2 separate regions of the Homo sapiens genome follow, and region 2 is linked to region 1. A link is a loop called in an ENCODE intact Hi-C map of the cell type or tissue named here. Cell type or tissue: ascending aorta. All regions are shown on one strand.

What was found. Hi-C counts contacts between places; a loop is a spot of excess contacts. Peaks named below come from ENCODE experiments on the same cell type or tissue, not always from the same donor. Only the 100,000 strongest peaks of a DNase experiment are listed, where the experiment ranks them.
Region 2: it touches region 1 in a loop (2.1-fold over the local background); 25 of 110 quality-filtered maps call a loop at or near these places.

What each region holds. Positions count from the first base shown.
Region 1 is chr2:100,711,998-100,716,997 of GRCh38, forward strand. No RefSeq gene overlaps it. Among named protein-coding and RNA genes, the nearest start is that of LINC01868, 35 kb to the left of the region's middle. In ascending aorta, no CTCF peak of the experiment used is centred here; no DNase peak of the experiment used is centred here.
Region 2 is chr2:100,618,399-100,623,398 of GRCh38, forward strand. No RefSeq gene overlaps it. Among named protein-coding and RNA genes, the nearest start is that of LINC01849, 17 kb to the left of the region's middle. In ascending aorta, no CTCF peak of the experiment used is centred here; a DNase peak (open chromatin) is centred at 2,333.

The DNA of each region.
Region 1 (5,000 bases):
TGAATTTCTTCCTCTTTGAAGGCAAACTGGCGACACTTGCTAGCTTTTGGTTTGCGCTTGCCTGGTGCGATGGTTAATACTGAGTGTCAACCTGACTGGATTGAAGGATGCAATATTGATCCTAGGTGTGTCTGTGAGGGTGCTGGCAAAGGAGATTAACATTTGAGTCAGTGGGCTGGGAAGGCAGGCCCACCCTTAATCAGGTGGGCACCATCTAATCAGCTGCTAGAGAGTATAAACCAGACGGAAAAACGTGAAGAAGAGAGACGGGCCTAGCCTTTCAGCCTACATCTTTTTCCCATGCTGGATGCTTCCTGCCCTTGAAGATTGGATTCCAAGTTCTTCAGTTTTGGGACTCGGACTGGCTCCTCTTGCTCCTCAGCTTGCAGACAGCCTATTGTGGCCTTGTGATTGTGTAAGTTAATATTTAATAAACATATATTATATATTATATATACATAATAAAATATATAATATATATAACAAAAATATATATATATATATATATTATATATATCCTATTAGTTCTGTCCCTCCAGGAGAACCCTGACTAATAAAGATTTTGGTACCAGGTAGTGGTTCTAGAGAAACAGAATATTACGGGTGGAGTTCTTTCATTGGTTTTGGGGTTTCTGGAGTTGGCTGCTTAATATGATTAAACACAAAAATGCTAAGGACTCTACTTCTAATAGTATGGAGAACACTGATAGTCCTTGGTGGAAACTGTTTAGAGAATTACACAAAATAAATGCATTTGACACTCCTGATTCACTGCTCATGAGAGTTTAGTGACACTTCACATAATACCTTCGGCCATATGTGGAGACCCAAGGAACATAATGAAGCTGGTTGATTGCTCCTAAGTTCAGTGGACAAAGTGATGACAGAAAATGGTGAACTCAGGGATTCTGTCTCCTGGCTTCAGAAGCAGATACTGACCCTCAAATCTGCTAAGATTGCCCTGAGTGAGAGTCTTGTCTCCTGTAGAGAAAGAGCTGAAATTGTGGAAAAACAGACACAAGCTCTTACCATGCGAGTGGCTGACCTGCAACAAAAGGTTCATGCACAGCCTCGCCAGCTGTCTACTGTTAAAGTGAGAGCATTGATTGGAAAAGAATGGGACCCTGCAACTTGGAATAGGGGCATGTGGGAGGACCCTGATGTTTGTAAACTCTGATGAACCTTTTTTGCCAGAAGGAACAGCTTCCCTATCCCCAGTAGTGGCAACATCCCCTCTCTAACCCATGCTGCCATCAGCCTTTCCACTTTTGTCTGAGGAGATAAACCCTGAGCTGCCTGAGGCAATAGTGACAGCCTCCCCTGAGGCAGTGGCCAGGTAAAATAATGTTGATTCTCCTCAGGAGCCAACCCCAACACCCCTTTTTGCTTCTAGGTAACTGCGTGGGGGAAAGGGAAATGATCAGACATTTGGGGGACTACTGGACACAGGCTCTGAGCTGACGTTGATTCCAGGGGACCCAAAACATAATTGTGATCCTCCAGTTAAAGGAAGGGCTTATAGAGGTCAGGTAATTAATGGAATTTTAGCTCAGGTCCAACTTACAGTGGGTCCAGTGGGTCCCTGGACTCATCCTGTGGTCATTTCCCCAGTGTCAGAATGCATAATTGGCATAGATAGCAGCTGGCAGAGCCCCCACATTGGCTCCGTGACTGGTAGGGTGAGGGCTATTATGGTGAAAGGTCAAATGGAAGCCATTAGAGCTGCCTCTACCTAGAAAAAATAGTAAATCAAAAACAATATCACATCCCTGGAGGGATTGCGGAGATTAGCGGCACCATCAAGGATTGAAGTATGCAGGCTGGTGATTCCCACCACATCCCCTTTCAACTCTCCCGTTTGGCCTGTGCAGAAGACAGATGGATCTTGTAGAATGACAGTGGATTATCATAAGCTTAACCAAGTGGTGACTCCTATATCAGTTGCTGTACCAGATGTGGTTTCATTGCTTGAGCAAATTAACATATCTGGTACCTGGTATGCAGTCATTGACTTGGCAAATGCCTTTTTCTCCATTCCTGTCCATAAGGCCCACCAGAAGCAATTTGCCTTTAGCTGTCAAGACCAGCAATATACCTTTACTGTCCTACTTTAGGGATATATTAACTCTTTGGCTTTGTGTCATAATCTTATCTGAGAGACTTTGATCGCTTCTCTCTTCCATGAGATATCACACTGGTCCGTTACATTGATGATATTATGCTGATTGGATCCAGTGAGCAAGAAGTAGTAAATACACTGGACTTATTGGTGAGACATTTGCATGACAGAGCATGGGAAATAAATCTGACTAAAATTAAAGTAACTTCTACGTCAGGAAAATGTCTGGGGGTCCAATGGTGTGGGGCCTGTAGAGATATTCCTTCTAAGGTAAAGGATAAGTTGCTGCGTTTGGTCCCTCCTACAACCAAGAAAGAGGCACATGCCTAGTGGGTCTATTTGGATTTTGGAGGCAACACGTTCCTCATTTGGGTGCCTTACTCTGGCGCATTTATTGAGTGACCCAAAAGCCTGCCAGTTTTGAGTGGGGTCCAGAACAGAAGAAGGCTCTGCAACAGTTCCAGGCTGTTGTGCAAGCTGCTCTGCCACTTGGGCCATATGACCCAGCAGATCCAAAGGTGCTTGAAATGTCAGTGGCAGATAGGGATAGATCTTGGAGAATGACAGTGGATTATCATAAGCTTAATCAAGTGGTGACTCCAATTTCAGCTGCTGTACCAGATGTGGTTTCATTGCTTGAGCAAATTAACACATCTGGTACCTGGTATGCAGCCACTGACTTGGCCTTCGGAGCCTTTGGCAGGCTCCCATAAGTGAATCACAGTGGAGGCCTGTAGGATTTTGGAGCAAGGCCCTACCATCTTCTGAAAATAACTACTCTCCTTTTGACAGACAGCTCTTGGCCTGTTACTGGGCTTTGGTGGAAACTGAATGTTTGACTATGGGTCATCAAGTCACCATGCGACCTGAACTGTCTATCATGCACTGGATGTTTTCTGACCCATCTGGTCATAAAGTGGGTCATGCACAGCAGCATTCCATCATCAAATGGAAGTGGTATATATGTGATCGGGCTCGAGCCGGTCCTGAAGGCACAAGTAAGTTACATGAGGAAGTGGCTCAAGTGCCCATGGTCTCTACTCCTGCCACCTGCCTTCTCTCCCCTAGCCTGCACCGATGGCCTCATGGGGAGTTCCCTGTGATCAGTTGACAGAGGAAGGGAAGACTAGGCCCTGGTTCAGAGATGGTTCTACATGATATGCAGGCACCACCCGGAAGTGGACAGCTGCAGGACTACAGCCCTTTCTAGGACATCCCTGAAGGACAGCGGTGGAGGGAACTTCCCAGTGGGCAGAACTTCGAGCAGTGCACCTGGTTATGCACTTTGCATGGAAGGAGAAATGGCCAGATGTCTGATTATATACTGATTCATGGGCTGCAGCCAATGGTTTGGCTGGATGGTCAGGGACTTGGAAGAAGCATGATTGGAAAATGTGTGACAAAGAAATCTAGGGAAGAAGTATGTGGATGGACCTCTCTGAGAGGTCAAAAACTGTGAAGATATTTGTATCCCATGTGAGTGCTCACCAATGGGTGACCTCAGCAGAGGGGGATTTTAACAATCAAGTGGATAGGATGACCTGTTCTGTGGACACCACTCAGCCTCTTTCCCCAGCCACTTCTGTCATCACCCAATGGGACCATGAACAAAGTGGCCATGGTGGCAGGGATGGAGGTTACGCATGGGCTCAGCAACATGGACTTTCACTCACCAAGGCTGACCTGGCTATGGCCACTGCTGAGTGCCCAATTTGCCAGCAGCAGAGACCAACACTGAGCCCTTGATATGGCACCATTCCTCAGGGTGATCAGCCAGCTACTTGGTGGCAGGTTCATTACACTGGACTTATTCCATCATGGAAAGGGCAGACGCTTGTCCTCACTGGAATAGACACATACTCTGGACATGGGTTTGCCTATCCTGCATGCAATCTTTCTGCCAAGACTACCATCTGTGGACTCACAGAATGCCTTATCCACCGTCATGGTATTCCACACAGCATTGCCTCTGACCAAAGCACTCTCTTCATGGCTAAAGAAGTGCGGCAGTGTGCTCATGCTCATGGAATTCACTGTACCATGTTCCCCATCATCCTGAAGCAGCTGGATTGATAGAACGGTGGAATGGCCTTCTGAAGTCACAATTACAATGCCAACTAGGTGACAATACTTTGCAGGCCTGGGGCAAAGTTCTCCAGAAGGCCACGTACGCTCTGAATCAGTGTCCAAAATATAGTACTGTTTCTCCCATAGCCAGGATTCATGGGTCCAGGAATCAAGGAGTGGACTTGGAAGTGGCACCACTCACTATCAGCCCCATTCTTGTTCCCACGACATTACATTCTACTGGCCTAGAGGTCTTAGTTCCAGAGGGAGGAATGCTGCCACCAGGAGAAACAACAACGATCCCATTAAACTGGAAGTTAAGATTGACACCTGGCCACTTTGGGATCCTTCTACCTTTAAGTCAACAGGCTAAGAAGGGAGTTATAGTGTTGGTTGGGGTGATTGACCTGGAATATCAAGACAAAATCAGTCTACTACTCCACAATGGAGGTAAAGAAGAGTAAAAATGGAATATAGGAGATCGATTAGGCAGTCTCTTAGTATTACCATGCCCCATGATTAAGGTCAATGGGAAACTACTACATCCCAATCCAGGCAGGACTACAAATGACTCAGATCCTTCAGGAATGAAGGTTTGGGTCACTCCACCAGGAAAAAAAAATACGTCCTGCTGAGATGCTTGCTGAAGGCAAAGGGAATACAGAATGGGTAGTAGAAGGAGGTAGTCATCAATACCAGCTATGACCATGTGACCAGCTGCAGAAATAAAGACTGTAATTGTCATGAGTATTTCCTCCTTCTTTTATTAAAAATATATTTGTACATGTATACACTTGTACTAAGAAAATATCTT
Region 2 (5,000 bases), 94 kb before region 1:
AGGCTCCTTCCACCACACCCATCTAAGTTTTTGTATTTTTAGTGGAGGCGGGGGTTTCACCATGTTGCCCAGGCTGGTCTTGAACTCCTGACCTGAGGTGATCCACCTGCCTTGGCCTCCCAAAGTGCTGGGATTACAGGCATGAGCCACTGTGCCTGACCTTCTTTTTTTTTTATTTTAATTTTTCCATAAGTTGTTGGGATACAGATGGTATTTGGCTAGATGAGTAAGTTCTTTAGTGGTGATTTGTGAGATTTTGGTGCACCCATCACCGGAGCAGTATACATTGCACCCTACTTGTAGTCTTTTATCTCTCGCTCCCCCACACTCTTCCCCACAAGTCTCTAAAGTCCATTCCATCATTCTTATGCCTTTGTGTCCTCATAGCTTAGCTCCCATATATCAATGAGAAGATACAATGTTTGGTTTTCTATTCCTGAGTTACTTCACTTAGAATAATAGTTTCCAATCTCATCCAGGTCACCGCAAATGTCATTAATTCATTCCTTTTTATGGATGTGTAGTATTCCATCATATATATATATATACCACAGTTTCTTTATCCACTCGTTGATCGATGGACATTTGATTTGTTCCATATTTTTGCAATTGTAAATTGTGCTGCTATAAACATGCATGTGCAAGTATCTTTTTCATAGAATGACTTCTTTTCCTCTGGGTAGATACCCAGTAGTGGGATTGCTGGATCAAATGGTAGCTCTACTTTTAGTTCTTTAAGGAATCTCCACACTGTTTTCCATAGTGGCTGTACTAGTTTACATTCCCACCAGCAGTATAGAAGTGTTCCCTGACCACTGCATCCATGTCAACATCTGCTGTTTTTTGATTTTTTGATTATGGCCATTCTTGCAGGAGGAGGTGGTATCGCATTGTGGGTTTGATTTGCATTTCCCTGGTCATTAGTGATGTTGAGCATTTTTTCATATGTTTTTTGGCCATTTGTATATCGTCTTTTGAGAATTGTCTATTCATGTCCTTAGCCCGCTTTTTGATGGGATTGTTGCCTCCAGAATCCAAAGCATGATAAGTCACTCACTTGATTCTATAATTTTCAAGGTTAGGCCACATGTCCACTGGAGGCTGGGTCATCAGCTCCACCTGAATCAGATGAGTTGAGGAAGGGAAAGAGAGCGCATCAGTGAAAATCCAGGTACCATTGTGAAAAGAAGGAAGAGCCGATGCTGGTCAGGCAACACGAGCAGGTGCCCATGGAGGGTGGTGAGAGCCAGGTTGGGGTTGCTCCCTGTGCCGTACTCCTAACCTCAGCCTGCAGAGCCTCCCAGGTGGACACTGTGATGCCAGAGTAGGAAGACTCAAGCCTTGTTCACTCACTCATTCATTCAACAGCCATTCATTGAGAACTAACGCTGGACAAGGTCCTGGGCTAAACACTGCCCAGGATGCAAAAGATGTAAGATGTGTTCCTGGTTCTTAAAGATCTCAGCTTTCTGGGTGGCTCATACTCACGTTATGTGTGATTGTTGAAAAAATGATGCCTTCTTTCTTGCTGGAGTTTCCTCATTTCCTCCTTCTAGCAAAGAGACATAAAGAAACCTGCGCAATTTTCCAGGAGGTATCTGACGTTCACTGAGATAATAGACTGTTCTTGTGACTGGCATGGAAAGTCCGTTTCAATGACAGAGTTCACTGTGGCCATGATAAGTGGGATTGGGAGCAGGGTGGCAGCCCACAGAGCCACCCACGTGCTCATCAGGTCTCACGGTCTTCTCTGTATCCAGGGAGGCCTCTGCCCCATTGCAGCTGAAGAACCAGCCATGGCCATGGGGTCTGCCCAAACGATGGCTGGGAGCTTGCTAGGCCACAATTGGGGTTTCCCTGACTTTGTCAGTTTTTATTTCCCATCATGCCAACTATGTTTCAAATTTCACAAAAAGAAGAAAAAAAATCAATGTTTTTTTTTCTTGCAAAGAACTTATATTTTCAACTTGAAGATGGAAAAATCAAAGTCAGAGTCCACAAGTTTCTGAGGAGCTCTTGACCTACTTTTGGGGAAACCAGTTCTTGTTGGAACCACAAACCAGGGCACGGCTTTCAATGGCTTCATGCAATGTGCTGTCAGAAGCATATGGGAAGCTGGGCACTGGGGGGCCCCATCAGAAAACCCATGCATGAGCGATGATGACCTGATGCTTGGCTGGGTTTTATCCCCACAAAGTGTCCAGATTGACACTGTAGATCTCATGTGGAACCTGCCAGGTCACCTTCCCTTTAGCCCTGTCCCCGTGCCTCCTGCTGACCTGCACCTGCAGTGCAGCCTGTGGCTCTCTCTGGCCTGAGTCAGGGAACACTTGAGGAACTCCTAGCTTAGAGGCTGGGGACTCAGTGTCCCATGCATCCTGCCCTTCCCTGTGGCTCAGTCAAGCAACTGGGCTCCTCCCTTTCTCCCACCAAGTTCTCATATTGCTGCCAACTCCCCCATCCGTACCTCCTGCCCCAGGTCCCAGGACCCAGACCCACTTCTACACCTCTGCATCGGGGCCTTGCCCATGGCCCTGACACCACACTGACTCTCCGACACCTCTCAGACACCTGTGGGGCATGCTGCGATTCTCACAGCTCCTTCCTGAGCTCCAAGGCCAGTGCTAGCATGGACTCCTTCTTGCATATTACACCATTCCTACGAGTCATAAACCCCAAAGCTTCTCTCCTGGAGGGAAAAATTAATTTTCACATTTTATGATTTCCTTTGATAGAACTTAGTGTTCATGTCACACACACACACACACACACACACACACACACACACACACACACACATATAATCTCTCTCTCTCTGTCTCTCACACACAGGAAACAAACTGCCCAGAAAGGCTCATACTCAGGACTCACAGTCCCAAAGGCCACCCTGTCTCCGCCATAGCTACCTGCCTGTGGGGGACTTTGTCTCACTTCATACTCAGAGAGGGTTACTTTGCTGCCCTGAGTCAGAGCACTTTCCTGATGTTGAGAATCAACATGCAATTAGGAAGAATGAGCACGGCCGTCCTCCTGCCTCCTCAGGTTCGGTCCCCGAGCTGTCTGTCTCTAGCTCAGTTCCATGGCTGGAGAGTAGGAGTTCCTTGTCAGTGTTCCCAGCCAGGGGAGCTAGAAATAGTTCAGGCAATTCTTATTCTTGTCCAAAGCAAGGATCAATGCAGCTGACCACAGTGGCCCTGTGTGGGCGCCACATGTCTGTGAATGTTGACTGACAGCAGAGGCAACTATCCCTGCATAGGCTGTCATGCAACTAAGCTGGAGAGATGCCTTGCACTTATGAAAACAAAAAGCTTCTGGCAGCTCCATCGTTCTGCAGTCCATGTGCTGTTGCTCCGGGGCAGGCTTCTCCCAGCTGCCCTTTGCCTATGGCATTCCTCCTCTTTCCAGTAACCAGGCACAGGGGAGGGGCGCATCATAGGGTGACAGCTGTGGAGGCTGTGTGCTCTACAGTGACCACAGACTCCCAGATGTTCTGGAAATGCACTAATCAAAGTGTCAATGGAATAGCAGAAAAACTCAGAAAAGAAGACACAAAGAAACACCACCATCAAATTAGAAAGGGTTGGTGTGTCTATCTTCTACACAGGTATTTCTGGATATGGAAAAGCCAACCAGCGTGGTCATAGTCATGGTCATTTCCATTCCTGTTCTTCTTCTTCTTCTTCTTTTTTTTTTTTTGAGACAGGGTCTCACTGTTGCCCAGGCTGGAGTGCAATTGGTGTGATCTAGGCTCACTGCAACCTCTGCCTCCCAGGTTCAAGCGATTCTCCTGCCTCAGCCTCCTGAGTAGCTGGCATTACAGGCACCTGCCACCATGCCCAGCTAATTTTTGTATTTTTGGTAGAGATGGGGTTTCACCATGTTGCCCAGCTGGTCTCAAACTCCTGGCCTTGGCCTCTTAAAGTGCTGGGATTACAGACGTGAGCCACCGTGTCCAGCCATTCTTGTCCTTTTGACGCAAGATTCTAATCACATCTTCTTGAGAACTCTCCGAACAATATACACTGTTTTATTCATGATAAAGAATTCTTATAACCAGCAATACCATCTATGATTTCGTATGTGATATGGTTTGGCTCTGTTTCCCTACTCAAATCTCATATTGAAGTGTAAGCCACAGTGTTGGAAGTGGGACCTGGTGGGAAGTGATTGGATCATGGGGGTGGAATTCTCATGAATGGTTTTGCACCATCCCATTGATGCTGTCTTTGCGATAGTGAGGGAGTTCTTGCAAGATCTGGTCATTTAAAAGTGTGTAGCACCTCTCCCACCCCTCTTGCTCATGCTCCAGCCATGTGACACACCTACTCCCCCTTCACCTTCCGCTGTGATTGGAAGCTTCCTGAGGCCTCCCAGAAGCTAAGCAGATGTTAGCACCATGCTTCCTGTATAGCCTACAGAGCCATGAGCCAATTAAATCTCTTTTCTTTATCAATAACCCAGCCTCAGGTGTTTCTTCATAGCAATGTAAGAACGGGCTAACACAGGGTGCTTTCCATTTTGTATGGCCAGTCAATTCCAGATTACCTGGACGATGGCCCTGCACGATGGGCTGGATTATAGAAAACTCCACAGCATGCAAACCTTATTGCTACATAGCTTTGAAATATTTCATGTAATTTTTTACACAAGCATTTGCTTCCTAATTACATGATGATGTTTTATTATTTTCTGCATCAGTGCTATTAGCGACCACATATACAGTGTGGACTCGATGTCCTTTGTGTTCACTCACTCACTCATCGAATGCTCTCAACACCTCCTGTGAGGTCGGGTTTTAGTGAGGATAACAATAACTACTTTAAGAAAGTGACTCAACAGTGCAGTGGCTCTAAGCAGATTGAAGATTACTTTTCTTTTATGTGGTGATCTCATTGTCCCAAGTTGGAAGGCGACAGGGTTAGGCTGATGACCATTGTGTATAGGTGGCTAGCAAAGCCACTCTGGTCACTGCTGCTCAAGCCATCAGAAACAGAGAACAA